3 separate regions of the Homo sapiens genome follow, and all the other regions are linked to region 2. Evidence: read pairs that join two places in POLR2A ChIA-PET (ENCODE). Cell type or tissue: HepG2. All regions are shown on one strand.

The links. ChIA-PET counts read pairs that join two places held together with the same protein. Peaks named below come from ENCODE experiments on the same cell type or tissue, not always from the same donor. Only the 100,000 strongest peaks of a DNase experiment are listed, where the experiment ranks them.
Region 1: POLR2A ChIA-PET joins it to region 2 with 17 read pairs; 3 of 35 experiments call an interaction of 5 or more read pairs at or near these places.
Region 3: POLR2A ChIA-PET joins it to region 2 with 14 read pairs; 4 of 35 experiments call an interaction of 5 or more read pairs at or near these places.

What each region holds. Positions count from the first base shown.
Region 1 is chr6:11,007,975-11,015,974 of GRCh38, reverse strand. It overlaps ELOVL2 (ELOVL fatty acid elongase 2), which reads left to right. Exons shown (of 8, transcript NM_017770.4): 2 at 5,166-5,229. It also overlaps the pseudogene LOC100421248. Among named protein-coding and RNA genes, the nearest start is that of ELOVL2-AS1, 32 kb to the left of the region's middle. In HepG2, CTCF peaks have their summits at 2,141 (motif pointing right) and 4,097; DNase peaks (open chromatin) are centred at 3,454, 4,064, 6,414 and 7,754; H3K4me3 peaks cover 1,569 bases.
Region 2 is chr6:10,951,519-10,959,518 of GRCh38, reverse strand. SYCP2L (synaptonemal complex protein 2 like) reads right to left here. Exons shown (of 30, transcript NM_001040274.3): 24 at 4,302-4,403; 25 at 3,277-3,383; 26 at 644-735. LOC101928191 (a long non-coding RNA gene) reads left to right here and starts at 5,430. Exons shown (of 3, transcript NR_125851.1): 1 at 5,430-5,474; 2 at 7,138-7,850. RefSeq lists enhancers at 4,882-4,931, 4,689-4,983. In HepG2, CTCF peaks have their summits at 4,804 (motif pointing left) and 7,759; DNase peaks (open chromatin) are centred at 1,788, 4,778, 7,388 and 7,738.
Region 3 is chr6:11,032,479-11,040,478 of GRCh38, reverse strand. The region is part of intron 1 of ELOVL2 (ELOVL fatty acid elongase 2); the gene reads left to right. Among named protein-coding and RNA genes, the nearest start is that of ELOVL2-AS1, 7.3 kb to the left of the region's middle. In HepG2, a CTCF peak has its summit at 5,251; DNase peaks (open chromatin) are centred at 1,298 and 3,161; H3K4me3 peaks cover 1,702 bases.

The DNA.
Region 1 (8,000 bases), 56 kb before region 2:
AGTGATTCTGATTGCAAGGCAGCCTTTGCTGAAGAAAATCTGGCCATCAGGGTTTTGAGGATAAAGCAGTGATCACAGACTTAAACCTTTAAGAGCCAACTGGGAAATGCCCTCCCATTTGAGATGCCCTGGTTTGTGCTGACCTCCAACTGATAGAGTTAGGGATGGGTGGAAGTCCCAGTCAGCATCAGGGTGGCAAAAAGTGCCCAAGAAGTGTGTCCTTCTTGGCTCTTCTGTTTCCCACCTACCCACAGAAGGCAGGCATGCATGGTGAGCCAGTCTACCAGCACTAGGAGCTGCACATTCCATGCCAAGAAGACCCTCTCAGATTTCTATAAGAAGTCAGTCCTGTGAGACTGCCTTACATGGATCCCTACTACCTCCAAGTGGTGTATTTATTGCCAATAGAAGGGACAGGTCCAGGGCATCCCTGGATATTAGGCCACACTGATTCCTGGTGGTGGCGATGGACGGGGCATTAGAGGTGGTGCTGGTGCTGCTGGCTGTAACAGTGGTGTGATGAGGTAGGGGAGGCTGGCTTGCTCTGGGGTGCTCAGAATATGGCTCTTCAATTACATAGATCCATTTTTGGTTGTCTTGAGTCTTTTCTGCACATTTTACTTTCCATATGGAGTCATTTCCCTTTGGCATGAAGAGCATCTTTAGCATACTATGTAGTGCAGTTCTGCTGGTTACAGATTCTCTCACTTGGGCATATATGAATATGTCCTTATTTAGCCCTCATTTTTGAAGGCTATTCTGGTCTCTTCTTCTGCAGTCCCCAGCCAACCACTGATCTCCTCTCTGTCACTATAAGTTATATTTTCTAGAATTTCATATAAATGGAAACATACAGTATGTAATTTTTGTGTAGCTTTTTTCATGCAGAATAATTTTGAGATACATCCATGTTGTGTGTACATCAATTGTTCATTCCTTTATATTGCTGAGTAGTATTTACTATATGGCTATACACAATTTGTCACCTGTTGATGGACATTTGGGAGTTTCTGCTTTTTAGCAATTACAAATAAAATTGCTATGAATATTTGCGTTCAAGTCTTTGCATGGGGGTGGAAAACCTTTATTCAAATTACTAATAAAAATAAGTTAAATAAACTAGGTAAAAAAAGAAAAGCCTCAAAGAATTCCTATAGTTTCCTAAGCCTTAAAGAATGCTTTCCTGTAAGAAAGAAAATCAGAGTGCAATCAGATAACATAAACACAAACTCTGCTTTCTGGGATTTGATTTAGAGAAATAAATTGTTTACCAACTCCAATCTACTTGCCTAGGCATGTATGTACAAGTACATATAGTATACACATAAGGCAAATGCCAGAGACCACACATCAAACTGTTAACAGTGACTACTGCTGGAGAGGCAAGGAGGATAGTGGGCATGGGGAGAAGGAAAAGGGAGGGACTAACTTTTTACTCTGTATATGTCTCTATCGTTTTAGTTTAGTTTTTGTTGTTGTTGTTGTTGTTTGTTTTTTTGATAGAGTCTCACTTCTTTGCCCAGGCTGGAGTGCAGTGGTGCGATCTCAGCTCACTGCAACCTCCGCCTCCTGCATTCAAGTGATTCTCCCGCCTCAGCCTTCTGAGTAGCTGAGAATACAGGTGTGCACCACCACGCCCGGCCAATTTTTGTATATTTAGTAGAGCTGAGGTTTCACCATGTTGGCCAAACCGGTTTCGAACTCCTCTTTTCTCTTGGATGGATACCTGGGGGTGGAAAACTGGATCATATGGTAGGTGTATGTTTATGTTTTTACCAAACTACTGAACTGTTTTGCAAAGTGGTTGTACCATTTTACATTCCTACCAACTGTGGTAAGTAATCAGGGGTCCAGAGTTAAATAAGGCTCTCCCTGCTACCAGTCTTTCCATTCTTCTCATATTTGCTGTACACAGCCACAAATTGAATTCCAAGTCATTGAACACAGACTTTCTTGTAAGGGCAAGGAGTTGTTCTGGAAGTGGATCTAGGGTTATTTCGCAGAGAATTCTGTGGCCTGGGGAACTTGAAATGTCATCTGGGGAGGCTAAGTTGTGGCCATAGGGAGGCATGATCCCTTGGCTCAAAGGATTTTTTTTTTTTTTTTGCTTTGTGGAGGGACGTGGCCAAAGGATGACCAGAAGGGGGCCTTGAAAGTGTGGGGCTCAGGCCAGTGCCTCTCGCTCAGGTCTAAGGGCTATACTGTTCCCTTCTCATCCACCCAATTCTAACCATCTTGAAAAACCCATCCTGCATCCGCACGCCTGTATCTTCTGTCGTGTGGCAGTTCTGTGTGTCCTCCTCCTCTCGGTTGTTTGCTGTTTGACTTTCTATGTCTCACTTTCCCAATTTGTGCATAAACTTTTCAGTCAACTACTCTGTCTCCTTTTCCTTCATATGTATGACAAAGTGTTATGTACACGAATGCTGTTCAAAAATGTGTCAATGAAATGCATGGAGTTTGCTGCTTTTTCTCTGCTCCTAAGTTGGTGTTAATCTTCAGACATTGTCCAGCACACTTGACATTTACATACAGAATCTAGTCTAGTGTGCAGCTAGGACTTTGTGGTCCAAGCTCTGCCCAGTTAGCCTTCCTAATCTCACCCCAGTTCACTAACACTGCAGACCTCTCTGTGCTTATGCTATGTTTTACTATTCCAGTGTAAACCTCAGTTTGTTCCCCTGACATCACCTCATCTCATCATTGCCTTTTTAGACTACTTCCTTACTAACTATATTAAGTAACCCAGAAATAAAGAGAGAATTTTTATCAGGTTTCTGATTTTCCCAGCATTGGCTGTGGTTCTCTCTGTCAGATAGGTCACTAGAGACCCTGGCCATAAAAACATTTCCCAAGGGAGTCATGCCTCAATGTGTTTTATCTATGTTAATCTTTCTTTCTGATGTGTTCTTTCTTTCCTTCTCCATCTGGAAAATGTCTCCAGTCTTTCAAAATTCAGCCACAGCATTATCTCTTCCAAGAAGGCTTTACTTTTTAAGAGATCTAAATTAAAGTATGTTTCTCTATCCTTTATAGCACATCTCTTATAATATTTAAGACACTGGTACTGCAATTTTTTTATTTATTTGTGTATTACTCTCTCTCCACTAAGAACTCTGTGACGATAAGGACCACATCTCATTTGACTTTATTTTTCAGCATATAACAGTGCTAGTATATAAAATCCTCAAATAATTGGTTAATGAATCAATAAATTAATGAATAAAGGAATGGAATGCCTCTTTTTATTCATCTCTTTCCTTTTCTGTTCTCCACATCTTCCCTTGTTTTACTTTTGTTTCTGCCCTTCTTCCACTGTGACTAAATTTTTGCAATATAGAAATAATACGGGCTTTGTGACCTTTAGCGTTTTCTTAGCTCTACAAATGTTGGAAAATGGATTTTGAACCTTAGCAAACAAGCTGAAACAGTTTAAACATTTGTTTGTGGGTGCAGCAATGGAAGAAAGACTTCATTGGCATTTGTTATGATGGTGAGTACATTTGTGAGATTAACATTCTTTGCTCAAGACTGAGAGGCCTCTGGTCAGCCGCCCCCATTCTAAAGCAACACAGATCATATTCTGTCACACTGAGATCTCAGGTAACTGACCTTTCTCACATCGGGGGCCTCCCGAGATGCCCTACATGGAAACAAAGATGAATATACTGTTTAAAAATTTTCAGGCTTGGTTTAGCCCAGATATTTTTTATAAAGATATTATGAAATAATGAAGATAAAGTTCCTTATATGCTGGCCAGCAATAGTAGGTGCCAGTCAATGTTAGTCATCATCTTCATCCTCTTTCCCAAGCTTTCTAAAGTTCCCGAAGACATACGTTTCCTTGAAATTTCTCTCAGGATCAGAGTCACAAATAAGGAATAGGTCCAAGTGATATGTGCCAGGCAGCAAACATGCCGCTCCTCTTTTTCAGATGCCAGCAAATTAATCATCTGTTTTGGCACTTACAACTTTTTTTGAGAGTGAGCTGAATCTAATGCATGCTCCATATCAACTTCCCGAGGCTGTCATGCTCAGCTCACACACAGTCAGGGACCAACCCGCTGGCCCCACCTTCCTGGAAATACTGGTAATGTTCTGACTTCTCCTCTGGTTGCTTGAGGAGGTGCTGTAGACCTCTGTGGCGGAGCTGGGAAATACCTGAACGGGTATTTTGAGCAGCGTGAGAGCAGACCATGCTGGCAGTATTCCGGCTCCCACCTGAATCCAGTGAAAGTGACAATAATTAATCGGGTGTACCCAAGTGGCACTATTTACAGTAATATAAAGTAGATGTTAATGTGTAAGAAATAGTTTGAAAACAAACAAAACATAAATAGAAAAAATAGCTGTAATGCTCCTTACTTGAAAAACAGTCCTACTTAAAGTTTTAGATTCAGTTTTACGAAATACAGTTCAGCCTGAATTTTCATTTTAAAACTGGATTTATGAATATATTTTGTGGAAACAGATGTTCTCTATTGCCTACCCACAACTGTTATTGTAACAAGGGAAGTTGCTTATGGAACAGCTTTGCCTATAAGCATTTTAGAGGTAAATGGAATTTAGGTCAATAACCCTTCAATGTTTTTTTTTCTTTTTTTTTTTTGAGACAGAGTCTCACTCTGTCGCCCAGGCTGGTGTGAGGTGGCGTGATCTCGGCTCACTGCAAGCTCTGCCTCTCGGGTTCACGCCATTCTTCTGCCTCAGCCTCCTGAGTAGCTGGGACTACAGGTGCCTGCCACCATGCCTGGCTAATTTTTTTTGTATTTTTAGTAGAGATGGGGTTTCACCATGTTAGCCAGGATGGTCTCGATCTCCTGACCTCGTGATCCGCCTGCCTCAGCCTCCCAAAGTGCTGCGATTACAGGTGTGAGACACCGCGCCTGGCCAACCCTTCAATGTTTAAATGCACCAAGTCTGTTCTCTAGGACTCCTCTTGCCTAAGGAAATAAGAGGAATTGTTTCCTTCCAAATCTTTATAGGCTTGTGAAAGGTGAGGATGCATTTACTGTCCTCTTTCCTTAAGTCTTTGCAGTCAAAAGTCCTTGAAGCTGGGACCCTTTGAAAGTCTGTCAGTTACATGTTGTTGGTAGTGGCTTGTTTTGACCGTTTCAAAAAAAGAAGAAAAAAACACTTAAATCATTTTTTCTTTCTCTTTTTAGGAACATCTAAAGGCCTTTGATGATGAAATCAATGCTTTTTTGGACAATATGTTTGGACCGCGAGGTCAGTGAATTACTTGAGAACTTAATGTGGAAGGAACACAGGAAGAACACCATTTAGTTATAGAAAGGGATTATGTTATTTCTGGTGTCTTGGAAATAGTAAGGTACTTAATATTTAGAAACTTAACTTCCTCAACTTTGATATCCTTCCAGAATGTCCAGAAGATCCCATTTCTCCTACTGCTTAACCTCTCCTGGGATTAAAGAAGTTCTGGGAGCAGGAAGCAGAGATAGAGTGAAATGCAATGCTTTCCTCCAGTGTCTGTCTGGCTACAAAGCCGGGTTGTAACTTTCCTTCTAAAGGATGCTGCTTTCTTGTTTCCTCTCCACTGCCCATTCATCTTCCACCTTTCTTACATCCTAGTTATATGTGACATTTCTGCCCTTAGATGCCTTGATAAATTCCCTTTAAAGATGTGTGCGCTGGCTGGGTGTGGAGGCTCATGCCTGTAATCCCAGCACTTTGGGAGGCTGAGGTGGGCGGATCATGAGGTCAGGAGTTCAAGACCAGCCTGACCAACATGGTGAAACCCCGTCTCTACTAAAATTACAAAAATTAGCCAGGCGTAGTGGCTTATGCCTGTAATCCTAGCTACTCAGGAGGCTGAGGCAGGAGAATCACTTGAACCCAGGAGGCAGAGTTTGCAGTGAGCCAAGATCGCGCCACTACACTCCATCCTGGGCAACAGAGTGAGACTCTGTCTCAAAAAAAAAAAAAAAAAAGATGTGTGCGCTTTCTCTGCCCGGGGCCCGTAGGTAGGATGAGCTTAGACATCTCTCCATCTTTCCTTCATCACCAGTCGCTTACTGTACTGCAGTGGCCTCCTAACAGGCCTCCCCTCTTCCACTCTTGCCCCTTCCAGTCATTTATTCAGTGTCAGCTGGAATGACATTCTAAAGACCTAAGTCATATTGCATGGCACTGTAGCTTAAAACTCATCAGTGTCATCCCACTGCTCTCAGGTAAAAACCAAACTTCTTATCATGGACTGCGCACCCTTGGGCTGTCTAACCCCAGCAACCTCTCCAACTCAGTCAGTATCCGTCGTCCTCACTGGCTTTCATACAGCTGCTCAAGCCATCTTTTAATTCTGCAAATATGTAAAATTCTTTTACGTGCTATTCCCTGAGCCTGGAATTCCTTCCTAGGATCTCCTACCCCTCCCTCCAGATGAGTCAGTTCCTGTCACACTTGAGGTGTCAGCTTAAACGTTGCCTTTTCAGTTGGGCTTTGCCTCTCTAAGGTACAGTAGTCCCCCCTTAGCAGCAGTTTCGCTTTCTGCAGTTCCAGTTACCCGTGGTCAACCATGGTCCAAAAATAGGGGAGCACAATACAGTAAGATATTTTCAGATAGAGAGATGACCACATTCACATAACTTTTATTATAGTATATTGTTATAATCTCTTACTATGCCTAATTTATAAATTTTCCATAGGTGTATATGTACAGGAAAAAGCATGGTACCTACAGGGTTTGGGAGTATCTGCAGGCTCAGGCATCCAGAGGGGTCTGCTGTGGTCCCTCATCATTCTGTTTCAACCCTTGTTTACTTCCTTCAGATACTTCATTGTTACCAACAGCGATTTCTCCCAGAAGGGCAGGAACCCTGGCTGTTTTACTCACCATTTATCTCCAGGGTTTATTACAGTTCTGGGAACATATTCAGCACTGTATATTTTCCAAATAAATGAATGAATTCTAGACAGAAGGTTTCATTTTACTTGAGCCTTATTGGCTCACAGAACTGTGAAAAGTCCTTAGTTCTCTACAAGTTATTTCCTCAGCCCTATTGGAGGAGTGAGAGAGCAAGGAATGAGGAGGTTTTCCTGTTTCTCAAGATCTTTAAACAATCACTTGAGTATTTAGGCCATTCTCCATTTTCTCCATGGGCTCTATTAACTGTTCTAAATGCATGACTATATAGTTTTAATATAATGATACTGATTCTATACAGCTTTGAAAAAATCCTTTCACATAGGTTTTTTTGCTTTTTCCATTTAACCTCCTGATGACTCTGTGGGGTAGGCAGGGCAGAATATCTTTATCTTCTAACCTACTTTTACTATGTTCTCTCCCTTACAGTTCTAGTGGGTAGAAAGGAGAACAGCTCAGTGTAGAGGGCATGACCCTCTCCCTTAGGCATGCAGGACCCGGGACCCCTCCCTTAGGCATGCAGGACCCAGAGCCCCCTCCCTTAGTTAGGCATGCAGGACCCGGAGCCCCCTCTCTTAGTTAGGCATGCAGGCCCCGGGGGCACTCTCGCTTAGGCATGCAAGATCCAGGAGGAAGTATGATTTGTTGGTGACAGTGGTTTTCTGTTTGACACTTCGACTAGACAGTTAAACAACAACTTGTCTGCGCCAAGTTCACTGAGCTTTGCTGCCAGTAAGATTGGCGTGATCTGGAATTATGTGGATGTGGGATCAATTGAGGAAAGGATTACAGTTGTTTACTCTGCATTGGTCATTTTATGGAATTTTCCTTTGTAGCAAGGAGATTGTAAAATTGACAGTTGACAGTGGAATCAGATGAGCTCCACACTGACAAGGTGTCTAGCATGTAAGCCATCAGGAATCCTTTTTTCTTCCTAAAAGTCTCACACCCTGATGCTGACTGGCACATCACCGAATAAACCTCTCGGTGTCTCCTAGCCTCTTCTGATTTTGCCCACACCATGTTAGTACCATCAAGGGGTATTGTTCTGAGCAAATACTGACTCAGAGGAAGAGCTAACACTTCTCAAGTCCCAAAGATAAGAAAGTTTATTACA
Region 2 (8,000 bases):
AAATTCAATGGCATTAAGTACATTCACAGTGTTTTGTAACCATCATCACTATCCATTTCCAGAACTCTTCCATCATCCCAAACAGAAACTCTGTACCCATTAAACCACAGCTCCTCCTTTCCCCAACCTTTGGCAACCTGTGTTGCACTCTCTGCCTCTATGAATTTGACTATTCTAGGTACACCTCATTTAAGTGGAGTCATATAACATTTGTCCCTTGTTATCTGGCTTCTTTCCTTTAGCATAATGATTTCAAGGTTCATCCATGGTATAGCATGTGTCAGAATTTAATTCTTTTTTAAGGCTGAATAACAGACCATTGTATGGATATAGCATATTTCATTTAGCCTGTATTTTTAACATATATTTCCATGCTTGCCTTCTCTTCATAACTGGATAATGATTTTTTTAAGAACAGCATTTTAGTATCATGGTAGACCATGAGGAGGCTTAAGATGGACATTTAGTTCAAACCCTTTTCATATGAATGAAGAACCGGAAACCCAGAAGGGTTAAATGATGTATCAATCCTCACATCTGCTCAGGCCCCAACTCCTCAGGGCCCTAGCACAGTGGTCATGAGATAAACGCTGTTGGTGAGTGATCACACTTCCACGACCTTGTTTTGAAACCTAAAACTTACCTGAACAGTTGCATCTGGTTTAAAAGTTTTATTAGGCAATCCGGTGCTTTCTTTGCATTTTCTGAATTAAACGGACGCTTTCTGTACCTAAGCTAAATCATAACAACAATAACAAGATGATCACATTTAATATAATTACATAAGTTGAGTGCATGCTTTGTGTTAAAAAGATGCTGCCAGCATGTAATAATATTCATAGCAAATGTGAGTGCTAAGCAAGTGTGATCAGGCATCATCCTATACACCTGTCAGGTATTACCCCAGGTTCAGGACCAATACAGAACAAGTTGAAATAGAAAAATTTACACTCATGCTACCTGATATAGTTTGCATATTTGCCCCCACCCAAATCTCATATTGAAATGTAATCCCCGATACTGGAAGTGAGGCCTGGTGGGAGGCGTTCGGGTCACGGGGGCGGATTCCTCATGGCTTGGTGCCATCCTCACAACAGCGAGTCATGACACCTGGCTGTTTGAAAGTGTGTGGCACCTCCCCGCCCCTTGCTCCTGCTCTCCCTATGTGACACGCCTGCTCCCCCTTGGCCTTCCACCATGAGTAAAACTCCCTGAGGCCTCCCCAGAAGCCAAGCAGATGCCAGTGCCATGCTTCCTGTATGGCCTGCAGAACCTTGAGCTAATTAAACCTCTTTTTTTAAAAAAAAATAAATTATCCAGTCTCGGGTATTTATTTATAGCAATTCAAGAATGGCCTAATATACTACCAATACACACAATGAATACTATGAATAAATTTCTATTACTAATTGGCTTACATTGGTATCACAGAAAATAAGACTCTGGAGATCTAAGTTAATTAAATGAATGTTGGTTAGAGTAATATACTTTTCTCAAATGTACTAATAAATAAGTCATTTGGGATTATAAGTAACAGGACAAAAAAGGAAAAGACTGAAATGGTTCCAATATTCATCTTGTAGACAAGATTTTGGGATGGGCTGTATGCACAGTGTCTCAAAGGTCTGCCACCACTCAGCCGGCCACCAACCCACAGTCCACCTCCGTCTTTGTCTCAGATTGCTCTTTTTTAAAAAAAATAGAGACATGGTCTTGCTCTGTTGCCTAGGCTGGAGCACAGCGGCATGATCATAGCTCACTGTAACCTTGAACTGCTGGACTCAAGGGATTCTCTTACCTCAGCTTCCTGAGTAGCTGGGACTACATGTGTATGTCACCATGTCTGGCTAATTTTTAAAAACATTTTTTGTAGAGACAGGGTCTCACTATGTTGCACGGGCTGATCTTGAACTCCTGGCCTCAAGCGATTCTCCCCCCTTGGCCTCCCAAAGTGCTGGGATCCACAGGCATGAATCACCATGCCCGGCCCCAGACTCCTCTCTAGCCCACTTGGTTCCATCCTTCCCCTCCTCCTTGTCTATCACTGTGACCAAATCATTGCTTTCTGGTAGTTCAGTTGTCTGAAAATGCTACCAATGAAACCAAACTATCAGTCTGATTTACACATAGGTCCACTTGGTCCCACTGGGGCAAATGGACATGGAATAGCTGTCTTATAAATACAAACCACAATTCACGAAGACTGAAATCAGTGACCACAGCTAAGACAAATACCCCTCCCCAAACACTTAGAAGCACTTTCACATATGAAGGTCAACAACAGCATTGATAAGTAATATGAACTTGTTACTTTAAATTCATAATGAACTACCTTTTCCTTCTTTCCTCTTTTTCAGCTTTGTTGAAGTATAATTGACAAATAAAAATCAGGCCAGGTACAGTGGCTCACACCTGTAATCTCAGCAGTTTGGGAGGCTGAAGCAGGAGGATCACCTTAGGCCAGAAGTGTAAGACCATACTGGGCAACATAGAAAGACCCTATCTCTACAAAAAATTTTAAAAAATTAGCCAGGTGTGGTGGCATGCACCTGTAGTCCCAGCTACATGGGAGGCTTAGGTGGGAGGATCACTTGAGCCCAAGAGTTCAAGGTTAGAGTGAACTATGATTTCACTGCTGCACTCCAGCCTTGGCAACAGAACAAGATCCTATCTCTAAAAAACTAAAAACAAAAGTGTTATGTATTCAAGGTATACACATGATTGATATACATATAAACTGTGAAATGATTACCACGGGCCAAGCTTGGTGGCTTACACCTGTAATCTCAGCACTTTGGGAGGCCGAGGCAGGTGGATCACTTGAGCCCAGGTGTTTGAGACCAGCCTAGGCAACATAGTGAGACCTCATCTCTACTTAAAAAAAGATTTTTTAATGATTACCACAATCAAGCAAATTAACATATTCATTACTTCACACAGTTACCTTCTTGGGGGGTGGTAGGAATACTTAAGATATACTCTCTTAGCGAATTTCAAGTATACAGTACATTATTACTAACTATAGTCACCATGCTGTATGTTAGGTCTCCAGAACTTATTAACTTGTAACTGAAAGTTTGTATGCCCCATCCAACATCTCCCATTTCCTCTAACCCTGACCCCTGGTAACCACCCTTCTCCTCCCTGTTTCTGAGTTCAACTTTTTTTAGATTTCAATATAAGTGAGACCATGTGGTACTGTCTGGCTTATTTCACTTAGCATAATGTCCTCCAGATTCATAACGCTCTAGTTTTTTAAGTTTTGTGGACTACTACCTCATATTTTCTTTTCCGTTTTTTAGTGAAGTTTTCAAAGGTTGGGAGAATGGCAGAACCGTTCAAGTTCTCTGGCACAACTTCTAGGGATGAAGTGGAAATTCCTTCTGGAAAACAAAAACAAAACATGGAATAAAACTAACAAAGTGTTCAAAGTAGACTTGCTCAATTCATCAGTTGCCCAGAGGATGAGTTATTTGGAAGCACAGATGCGAACCATGGAAGCCCCGCTGACTGCCTGGACATGACCTCGCTCTCTGGAAAGTGCTCATTTCTTCTATATCTTCCCAGCACTTTAAATCGGGGCAACTGACATTTTGTCTAAGAAGCAGGCCAAGGTGTTGTAATAGGTTCTAAGGAGGACATATAGCTAGGGTATTTCTCTGGTGTAACTGCTTCTGGGTGCCAGTCTTCAGAGGGCTTGCAAGGGGTCTGGTGCTGTTCTGAGGGATTTGCAAGCATCAATTAAGTCTCACAAAAATTGTGTGAAGTAGGTACTGTCAGGATTCCCATTTAACAGAGCTTGCATAAGTCTTGCATGCTCATACCAGCAGCTCCTGGATTCAAATCCAGGCTGTCTGGAATCAATGCTTTCAAATCTGTTGCATTGGAGCCCTTTGTTTCAAAATGCATGGTACCATTTGTCCAGAAGGCCAGCCTCAAACATGCAGACATTCCAGATCATTCTTCTTAATCGGTATAGATATTTCTCACACAAAAATTTGGTTGATAACTATCAACCATATCAGAGACCTATAACTTTAGGAACCCTTGGGCCCTGAAAATTCCCAGAAGGAAGAGTTACGAGGAAGAAATAAAAATGCTAGGGGATAATGGCACTTGCTTTTATCTATAATTTGTGCAACAACTTATTTGTCTCCAAAAGCACAAAAGCTTAGTTTTTAGGATTTTGTAGCTACTATGATCTTAAAACTATACCTCCCTTGTGATTCATGTTGTTACATCCTGTGCTGACCCATTTATCCCACTCCTACTTGAACCATTGGCTGGGTGCATGATGTTACCTGGCAACTCTCTTTCTTCTGTTATTGAGAAAGGGGATCCCGGAGCAACCTCTTCTTCCAATCTTGATTGTTGTGACTTAGCAAAACTACCTTCTGGTATGTCTACAGGCAAACAGAGCACATTTCCTTTTGACCCGAAATTATCTTGTTCATTTTTTGGCAGTTAATGTCTTACTGTGAAGAGTACCATCTGAAACTTGTCCCCTGCCTGTTGCTAATGAGTTATCATTCGGTGCATCGACTAGGCACAAACCAAGTATCGAAGCACGATGTCTACTGATACCTGAACATGGGAACAGGCATCCCTTTGATGAGCTCAGTTACATTTAGGAACACTCTGCTTAGCACAGACCCCTCACTAGGCAGAGCGTTCCTAAGTTAAGCAGTAATGGTAGACATCAAAAGCAACGCTTCCAGGGCTCTGAGCTAAATAGCAAGACAGCAAGGTTTCCAGGCAGATGGGCCTTTGGAAGTGCTTCAGCTCACACCCCGGAGCGCGCCATCTGCTGGTGACACGGGCACATCGGCGCTATGCTGAAGGCTACGTCATAAACGAGGCCATCTTGCCTCCTCACAGCTCAAGTGATTTTGAGAGACTCGAACATAGATTCCCATTTCAATTCAGCATAACACTAAATATTTTCTATTCTGATGTTCACTTTTATCCCAGACATGTCTGGTCCTCATCATCTTATCAATGGCACCACCATGGTTCACAGAGCCCTGGCTTTATGCTCAACTCCTCCTTTTCTTTGCTGCCCGCTTCTCCTCCATCCTCAAGGTTCTGCCTATGGAATGAATCCCTCCCTCTCTGAGTTCCTGCCCAAAGCCATCTCCCTAGAGGAAATCGTCAATCCTTCACCTTCAATTGTCACTTCCAAATCTCTCTCTTGCCTGAGCTCTCTCAAGCGGCCAACTTGTGTCTCCAAGTATTTGACATCTTTACTTCAAACCCCACTCGAGTCTATCCCTCCCACTTAAAACCACTCTCTCCCCCGCACTGTACCTTTAGTTGTGACATCATCTGACTTCTCTTTTGTCACATGCCTGTCTAGTTGCTGTTGGTTTTTCTCTCTGAAAGTTCTGGAATTCAATTTCACTAATTCATTCCATGAATATGTGGACGTTACTATGTGCGAGAGGCAGGGCGATGCGGCTGGCAGATAGTGAGAGGTAAAGACGAAGTGACCCTTCCTCCACTCTGCTCCTGATATCCTGGTCTCCTTGTAGTTCCTTGGACATCCCAGGCACGGTCTTACCTCAAGGCCTTTGCACTTGAGACTCCTCTGACCTCTGACCAGAGCACATCCCCATAGATCTGCACCAAGGATTTCTCCATCCATCTAACCTTAAATTTCAATGTAGCCTCCCAACTCTTCACACTCTCTTCCCAGCTTAATTTTCTTCTCAGCCTTTATCACATACAACATACTACATGTTTTACTTGTCCATCATCTGTCTCCCACACTAGAGGGTAAGGCCCAGTGAGGGCAGGCATTTTTTTTCTTCACTACCATATCCCTGACACCTACAGAAGTGTCTGGCACATAGTAGACACTCAATAAACATTTGTTCAACAAATGAATAGATGAATGCTGCAGAATACCCAAGCTCCTACAAATAAAACACCTGATATGCCCAATGGAGATCTCAATACAACAGATAAGAGTTTATTTCAGTTCTCTTATTCTAATTCTCCTAGTGGTGAGGGTAGAGGTAGAGAAACATCACAAGCTTTAGAGACCTAAATAGCCACTACATATTTGCTATAGTGGCCATGCTTTGGGCTATTGCTACAAATTTGCCACTAAGAAAAAAAAAAGTTCCAGAAGGGGCAGAACAGGAAGTAAGGAAAAGAAACTGCCTTTATTAATAGACAAATAGCAATTAATACATTTAACACTTTAAGACAAATAGCAGTTAATATATTTAGCACTTTAAGATCTGATAAAACTACCTTTTGGAGGAATCTATAAATATATGAATTTGGAAAAAAAGAAAATTATAAATGAGAGGTAAGAAATACCAATTGAGAAAGAAAAAGGATGATCTCAAAGCAAAAAGGATTAAACTAGTAATAATAGTAACTAGTAATAACTATTAAGGACAGACCTCATGGGACACCCTAATTAGTATTCTATAATAGTACTTTCATAAACTGAAAAATTCATTAGAGATCACATTCCCATTCTGCAGAACTTAGAAAAGAAACAGCCAGTATCTGGCCTCTCTGTAATAAAAAAAGAAAAGAAACACATTAAGAAATACTCTTATCTGTGAGAGGCATCTTATAGGAGCTAGTACCTCTTTTCTTCTCATTGCACTTAGACTTAGGTGTGTCCATTTGTTTGAAGGGTTTGGATGGATATTTTCTGGGGGGATCCCGTCATTTCAAGGGCAAAGATTTTTAAAAATAAAAAAAAAGAACCCAATTACAACTCTATCCTTTTCTTTCAGCCTCAAGGCAAACAACATTCATGCTTGCATCTTCTGTGGTGTCTATACCGCAGTCAGGGCCAAAAGAAACCACTTAAAAAGGATTCCACCTAGCCTCAATTAGGCACTGATCAACAATCACCACGTTTCTTTTCCTTACTACCTGTTCTGCCCCTTCTGGAACTTTTTTTTTTTTTCTTGGTGGCAAATTTGTAGCAATAGCCCAAAGTTTGTCCTTGAATTTCAATGTTCCACCCCCATGCATACCTGGGGCAAAGCAAGGCATCTGTCAGCACAGACACTAGTTACATCCACCAAAGAGAGAAATCCAGGAACATCGTGTAAATAACCTGGTCACCCTTTGAATGAATTATGCGGAATTTGTGAACCTACTAACAAGGGATCATCCAGTTGGATGGCTTCAGGGACATGGAAATCACTAGACTTTTAGAAACCTTCTTCGAAGTGGCAGTGCTCGTGAAGTTCTTTACCTTTACCAAAGGCATGGCTCTCCAGAGAGCACAGGCTCCTGCACAAGAACCAGCACTTCATCAGGAGAGGCTGCAGGTACTAAGTGATGTCCTTGGCTCAGTTTTGTTTCCATGGTAACTGTATGCCACTTTTCACTAGCACGTTTCAACATTTTCATAACAGAGTTAAAACTACATACACAGAACACCTCAAAAATAAACACAAACGCAGTCAAGTCATCTTAAAAGAATGTGAAATCCATGTGTATGTGTTGGTGGCTGCAGAGGGGGTGTGCTCCTGCTCTCACAAGAACCCGGCTTTCTTCATTTCCAAGAAAAGTGAAGACAGGTACAATCTGAGGAGCTTCTGAACTTATCTTGGGTAGCCGACTGGGCACAAGTTTCAGTGAACGTATGTTTGGCATCTGTGTTGTATTTTTCAACTTACAAAACTTCTGTTAAAAACAATGTTTAATGCCAGACCTATGGTTAACAGCCAAGCTCCCCTAAGTTAAGGCATTTTTTGAAACCTTGCTCTGAAGTGACACCCTGTGGTAAACAATGATAAAGGCCAACAGTCTTTCCTGAGCAAGAACAGAATCTACCAAAAGATCCTCTGTGGTTTTTACAGCGCTTTCCCAAGGCAAGTACTTTGTTTACCGATGTTTATTAAGTGCTAAGAGTATGACAATTTAAAGACTATCTTTACTGTTGAATTACTCAGTTTGATGGGAACTACTAAATATCTTTTGTATAGATTAATGCAGTTAAGAATGGATAACTCAACTGATAA
Region 3 (8,000 bases), 81 kb before region 2:
GCAGAAAAAGATTTTTCCATTGTTTTTTTTCATAGAAAATCTTCAAAATCTAGTGTGTATTTTATGCTTAGAGTGCATCTCAGTTCAGGCTAGCCGTATTTCAGCGGCTCAGTGGCCACCTGTGGTTAGAGGCTACCGTATTGGACAAAGAGCTCTAGATTGTACACAACTTCCAAGTTTACCTCTTAAAGCTCTTACACCCTTTCCACTAGTGAGAACCTCACTGCCACCTTAAACCCAGCATTACAAAAAGAAAGCTACTCATCTTTCAGACTCTCTTCTCTGTTCTCTTTTGCTGTTAGTAATTCCACCAGCTCTTCAGTCTACTGTGTCTGAAATCTGATTCTTATTCTCTTTTTTATTTTATATTGTTTGTTGTCTAATATTCTCATATTTTTACTTGAAAATATTTCAAAATCTCTTTCCTCCACCCCTTGAGCCCCCTTTCCACCATTTTTGCCTTTTCTACAGATCTCCTCTTTTGTAGACTCTTTGTTTTAACTTTTTTACTTCCTGTCTCTTGGAAAATGTATATCTCTCGCTGAATCACTGGGCTCCACATTCTCTCCATTCCTTCCTCAGCCCTTTTTCATGTTGTCAGAAATGGTTTCTATTTTATAGGTTATTCCTACCCTTAATACCTTTCCTTTGTCAAATATCCAGAGAAGTATAATTACTTTCACAGATAGTCTGATAGTAAAATGATCCACTCAAGAAAAGAAGCACAGATAAAGGAGAAAAATAAGCTAGGGGAAGGGAAGATGAAATCATTCTTTGAGTTTTATTTTCCTTTCAGGAAATATCAGAGGGAATCGATTCTAGTAGTCTGTAGTACAGTAGAGAAATTATATGACTATTTATTTTATGTTTCAAAATAGCTAGATGAGAATTGTAATATTTCTAACATAAGAAAAGATAAATGTTTGAAGTGATAGATATTCCAGTTACCCTAACTTGATCATTACATTGTATACATGTACCAAAACATCACATGTACCCTGGGAATATGTACAACTATGATGCATAAATTAAAAAATAGTAACAGAGAAATATCATGGAACTGATTAATAATCACAATCACCACCACCACCACAATAGCAATGAAACTTGATGTTTATGCAGTGCTTTCTAAGAAACAGGGCACCTTCCTGTGTGCCTGGTGAACAGAGGGAGAAAACGAAAGGCACTGGACCAAGAGTCAAGAAACCTGGGTTCTAGCCCTAGCTTTATTGTTTACTAGCTCCATTCCCTTGCTTAAGTTGCTTTGAGACACTGTTTACTCACTTGCTAAATGGTGTATTATCTCTGTCACAAGATTGTTTTGTTAGAATCAAATGGGGCCTCAGCATCTTTACATTGGCTGCCCTTTGGCTGTATACATCTTTCCCCCAGAGAGCTTTATGTCTGTCTGCTTAATACTTTCATGATTAGACCTACCCTAACCACTCTACTAAAACTGGAACCTGCCTTACCATATGTCACACACCATATTCACACACACAGTTGGATATGTACCACACCTGATCCTCTTACACTGCTTTATTTTTTTTCCACAGCACTTAAAACTAGCAGTTTGCTAATTTACATAGCACTTGGAACCATTTAATCATTAATCTCTTGATAAATTTAAAATTATTTAATTATCACAATTCAGTTTGAGCATGTTTCAGTAATACAGCTGCTTCATCAATACACATTTGCCTGTGTAACCTTTTAGTAAATGATAATATGTATTCCTACAGCATATTTACACTTCATAGTCATATTTGTGGAAAGGGCCAGGTTATGTCATTTTTAAATAATTTAATCCATATTTCATCATAAGTTTTTAATGAAATTAAAATGCATATGTATTTCTATTTTTAGATAAATCTATACTTATAGCATTAAGTTCTTGCTGAAATTAAAAATGATTATCTTAAAATATAAACAAAGCTATGATATATGGATTTGCTGAGTAATTTTATTTTTATTTTTATTTATTTATTTATTTATTTTTGAGCTGGAGTCTTGCCCCATCACCAGGCTGGAGTGCAGTAGCGCAATCTTGGCTCACTGCAACCTCTGACTCCAGGGTTCAAGCGATTCTCCTGCCTCAGCCTCCCGAGTAGCTGGGACTACAGGCGCACACCATGCTGAATAAATAATTATTTTTACTTTACATATATGTGTGGCCTTTAGTTAGCATAACTTAAATATGATTCAAGTACTGTATAATAATACTATTTTACATTTATTAATCAGTTGAATGTTTTTCAATGCATTTTAATCCACCTTAACTCTTTCTGAAGCCTCACAAAAAAACTTTTGTGAGAGGCAAGTCCTGTAGCAACATACCTACTTTACAGTTTCAAAGAAGATAAATAATTTGCCCAAGGTCACATACTAGAGGTAGCAAAACCAGCTCTAAATATTCTCAATCCAAAATAACCACCTCTTCTGCTATTCCATATAGCCTTAGCCTTTGAGAAAGGCAGTAGTACTTTTCCCCATTATTACATATGAAAATGGAAAAATCAGAGTGACTTCCCCATGTAGTTTCTTTCCCATAAATTACAGGGATGGATAGATAGATATGGATATATACATATATTGCATATATACACTTAAACATATTAAATATATAAAGTCTTAAGTTTCATTTCATATATACAGAAAATGGAACCTGCAAAGGAAAATATTATTTGAAATGGAGGTGATTGTGAACAACATCCATATGTACTTATCAAACTTAATCCACTGACTAATATAATTTAAGGGGAACAAAGCTTTCTTTTGGATAAAATGGTACACAGACATAGAAGAACATTGAGTGGCCTGAGTGACTTGAGGGCTCACTGCCTATAAATGAGCAGTACTGAGCATGTGGCTGGTACAGTGCTCCCTTATAGTAGTAATTTTCAAGAGAAGTAAGGCCATCACTTTTTTTTTTTTTTTTTAGTAGAACGAGTGTAGTATTCAAACATTAATCAGAACAGCAGTAGCTTTACACAAAAATTTTGATATCATATATGGTATTTACTATTTGGTTTTATTTCCAATACTTTAAAGATTTAAATCTGTTGAATTTTCCACGTGACTAAGCAGAATTTGGTTAATGAGATCTTGGAGTTTAACATGCATTATGACAATGGGGAGGAGCCTTTTTTTTCTTTGGCAGGGTCAAAGAGCTCATTGACCATTACACTGAGGAGTTAGATTAAAAGTTAACTCATGCCGTCTCTCTCTCCCTCTCTGCCTCCTCTGTCTCTCTCCTCCTCTGCCTCTCTTTCCCTCTCTGCCTCTCTCTTTCCCTCTCTGCCTCTCTTGTCTCTTTCCCTCTCTGCCTCTCTGTCTCTCTCTCCCTCTCTGTCTCTCTCCTTCTCTGCCTCTTTCCCTCTCTACCTCTCTGTCTCTTTCCCTCTCTGCCTCTCTATCTCTTTCCCTCTCTGCCTCTCTTCCTCTGTCTCTCTCTCCCTCTCTGTCTCTCTCTCCCTCTCTGCCTCCTCTGTCTCTCTCTCCCCATCTCTCTTCCCCTCTCCTTCTCTCTCTCCTCTCCATCTCTCTCCCTCCTCAAAAAAAAAAAAATTAACTCATGCTTTGAAAGAAGAAAACAGAATATGTCCATAAGGCAAAAGTAAAATTAGGCTATTTTCAATTTTCCTGAAAATTCAGTTCTGAACAACTGATGTTCTATTTTGTCTCTGGAAGGTCTATGCAGAGTGTTCTCCAAGGCATGCTGGGACAAACAGGAAGCCAATACCTTGATCCTTTCTGCTCCCATTCTAGAAGCTTTCCTGAAATTGTTACAGGGAAGACATTCTCTTGGATCTGTAGCTTCCTTGACTTTTGGAAATGCAGATTTCATGACTGTTCTAATGTCAGTGGTGAATTTATGCTGAAGAGCGTGCTTTGGGATGTCAGAAAAATACTCAGTTGGCTGTGCTTTCCTCCGGGGCAACGCAGTCGAAATGGTACATGTGGGCTATTTCACATCTCAATCTCCAGAGCCCAGGGAATTGTTATTCCTTTGTAAGGAAGAGAATGCCCCCTTTCCTTTGGCCTTTTCTGTGTTCAGACTCCTAAAAAAAATGGCATATATCACAAGTCATTTTGAGATTTACTGCCTGAAGTCTGCATCAAACTCAAGAATACAAAGCAACCACACTGGCTTCACTATATTTTGGAAGCCATGTTTCTCTGTTAAAAAATAGCAGGATTATGACATCAAAGCTTTTAAAGTCCTGCCACTGCTACTAAAATGCTATCATGTTCCTTTTGTAAATTAGGTTTACTATCTCATAAATGACTTTCTGTTTACAATTTTAAAAGTAAGCAGAAACACCCTATTTTAATACCTTTCGTAACACTAATCTCATCAGTACTTGCTTCGTGTAAGACAGAACATATGTCTGTAACAGTCTTAAGTCCTTAGTGTAAACTTTGGAATTAATATTTTGCATTTGTTCTCCTTTTGAAGGAAAGAAATATGCTCTCTACGTTGAATACATATTCTTTAAAATTGCTCTCGAGACATGCAAATACATTGCCTCAGTCATTTTTTTGATTAGATACACTCATTGTTCATTCATTCAGCACGTGCTCAGTACTGCTCAATTAGAGGCAGTGTGTAAGCACTGTCAATTTAAATATAAAAGACAGCCCCTGCTTCATGAAATCTGTAGTACAAAAAGAGATTCTTTTGTCTCTTCCAGTGCAAGCATACTTCACAAGTCAGCAGTGTTTGGACCACTCAGTCCAGTAAATGTGCCTCCGTGTCCATGTGCCATTCCATCCAATAGAAAGACTTAGTCTAATAATGCGACTAGTAATATTATGACAAAAAAATCTAGACCCTACAGCATAGGTAACTTTTATTCTTTATCATGGCAAGAATGTGTTCAGGACCAAGAGGTGGCTGGTAGCTAAAGAGCCAACATCACTGGGATTAATAAAGCTGAGATCAAGACTATGTCTGTGTGACACCACAGTACTCAGCAGTCAATTCAGTGAGAGGAGAAAATGATGAAACCGATTGTGTGAAAGGATGGATAGAAGGAGCATGGACCTAGGAATCTGACAGATATATTTAAATGCACATTCCTAGGCTACGTGAGGTCGGACCTACAGAATGAGAATCTCTGAGGAGGGGCCTAGGGATCTGTATACCAACAATCAAGTGCACACAAATTTGAAATCTTACGCTCTAGGGGTCCAAATGAATGGGAAGAACTTCTAGCAAAATCGTTTTGTGTATGCTTCATGAAGGGGTTGGATTTTGGTATGTAGGGAAGGAAGGAATGTAGTGTAGAACAGAACAGTCTATTTAGGAGAAATAACTGGGTGAAGGCCCCAGAAAGTAGTAACACAAATATATTTATGGAACACTATACTCTGAGCAATTTATGGACAAGGCTGTTTTCACAGAGCCTAGCACAGATTAGGTGCTCAGTAAGTGTTTTTAATTATTATTTTATTTATTTATTTATTTATTTAGAGACAAGAGTCTTGCTTTGTCACCCAGGCTAGAGTGCAGTGGTGTGATTTCGGCTCACTGCAACCTCCATCTCCTGGATTCAAGTGATTCTCCTGCCTCAGCCTCCAGAGTAGCTGGGATTACAGGCGCATGCCACCACGCTTGGCTAATTTTTGTATTTTTGGTAGAGACTGGGTTTCACCATGTTGGCCAGGTTGGTTTCGAACTCCGGACCTCAGGTGATCCACCCGCCTCGGCCTCCCAAAGTGCTGGGATTACAGGCCTGAGCCACCACATTTAGCCCTAATAAGTGCTTTTTGTTATTTATTTATTTATTTATTGAGAAAAAGTCTCACTCTGTCACCCAGGCTGGAGTGCAGTGGCGCAATCTCAGCTCACTGCAACCTCTGCCTCCTGAGTTTGAGTGATTCTCCTGCCTCAGCCTCCATAGTAGCTGGGAATACAAGTGTGTGCCACCATGCCCGGCTAATTTTTGTATTTTTAGTAGAGATGGGGTTTCACCATGTTGGCCAGGCTGGTGTTCAACTCCAGACCTCAAGTGATCCACCCACCTCGGCCTCCCAAAGTGCTGGGATTACAGGCGTGAGCCACCATGCCCGGCAGTAAGTGTTTTTTAAATGTGTGAAGTTTGTGGACCAACAGGATAATGGGATTTATGCTAGGAGAGAGAAGTCAAATTTTAAAGAGTCTTGAATTTGAGGCTAAGAAGTTTCTTCTAGATTTTGTAGGTAATAGAGAACAATTAGGCTTTTGAAATGGGGAGTCAAATGATGAAAATATCATTTAGGAAGTTTAATCTTATTTTCATAATATACAGGGCTGGGAGAGACTGGATAGGGAGGTTATAAAGGGGCTGAACTAATATGTCACTTCTTTCCACTTATTTTCATATTGCCAGCTTCTGAAAAATTCTCTCTTTAACCACACACTCCTGGATTCAGTTCCCTACTCCACTTCTTACTAATTGTTTAGTCATTTGAATATCAGTATTCTCATGGCTAAAATATGTATACTCACACATAGTGAAGATTCCTTGATAGTAAACACTCAAAACTGGTGGCTGCTACCCACAGAAACTTAATCATGTTTATCTTTACAATCCTAACTTTTTTCTCTATGCCTGGAATAGAGATTTTTATAAAACAATCTTGATTAATCCACATGTATTTACATTTTTAAAAATTCTCATATTCCTGTCATGATGGATTTTAGTTTCGACATTAAGGATTTTTCTTCTGGGGAGGATAAAAAAAGTGATAAAGGTTTTATTCTCTGATTTTTGTTTCTTCCTCTTCGGGTTACATGAGTTTTATTAATCAGTGAAAATTGAAAATCTTAACTATATGCTTGTTTCAAAACAACTTTTCTTATTGAATGGTTCTCACTTATGCACTCATAAAACTGAATGTTTTTTGAAAATTGTTTCATTGATTTGAAACATAACTTCAGAAAATCTTAAGAGCTCTACATAATCAGATTAAACCTTAGCTATTTGCCCAACCACCTACATCAAATTGCCTGTCTTGAGCTCCTCAACAGTGCTTAATCTAAAGCCTTAACCCCTAAAAATTTACCCTTAAGAAAATATATCTTTCATCCTCTGTTGTACACACTGCATTCTCATTATTTCAGTTATGAAAATCCTAAATACATCAGAAACTCTTAAGTGTATTGGATTCGTGTATTGTGTTGGAAATAATGAGGAAAAGAATGCATATATGCACATAACTTCTTTTTTAACTTTTTCTCGGTCAGTTTGGAAATAGTAAAAATTGCCTAGACTTAATACACTTAAATAGTGTAGGAGTAAAAAACTAAATAAGTGGAGAATAGACTTTGTGTCATCTAGGAGGGGAGAATGTTAGAAGGGGGCAAGATAGGTAGACATTTAGGGGCAGTAAATAGACCAGCCTGGCTGGAATGAAGTTTACTGTGTAAGGGACTGGTCGAAGAAAAGGCTAGAGGAGTACTTGGAACCAAATGGAATGAAGTTTCTGGGTCTCTGGTATGGCTTGATTCCCTACCAGCTTATTTCAAATAAAATAATTACACCTCTAATTTGTGATCAACTCCAGAGGAACTTTCTACCACATTCCTAGTGATAGTAAGTTAGAATACCATATGTTAGTATGTTTCCATTTATAGAACACTTTCAGGGCGTCGTCTCAATTGCATGTTATTAGTTACTTGTTTATCTTTGTTTACTTGTGTATTATCTGTCTCCCTTACTGCAATATAAACTCTGTAAGGGCAAGAACTTCTTTATTGCTGTAACTTCAGCACTAGAAAGGTACCTGCAGACAGTAGATGCTCAAATAATACTTGTCTGATAAATGAACAGGCATGTAAAGTCACTTTCCCATGTTTGAAGAAACTGAGACTGAGATTATTTCATTCAGAGTCATAAACTAGTAAGTGATTGGCTGAATCCACGGATGCAGATTCATGCATACAGAGGATGACTGTATTTTGTAATTGTTTGAGGAATATTTGATTATCCTTTTTCCATTGGAAAATATGTGGC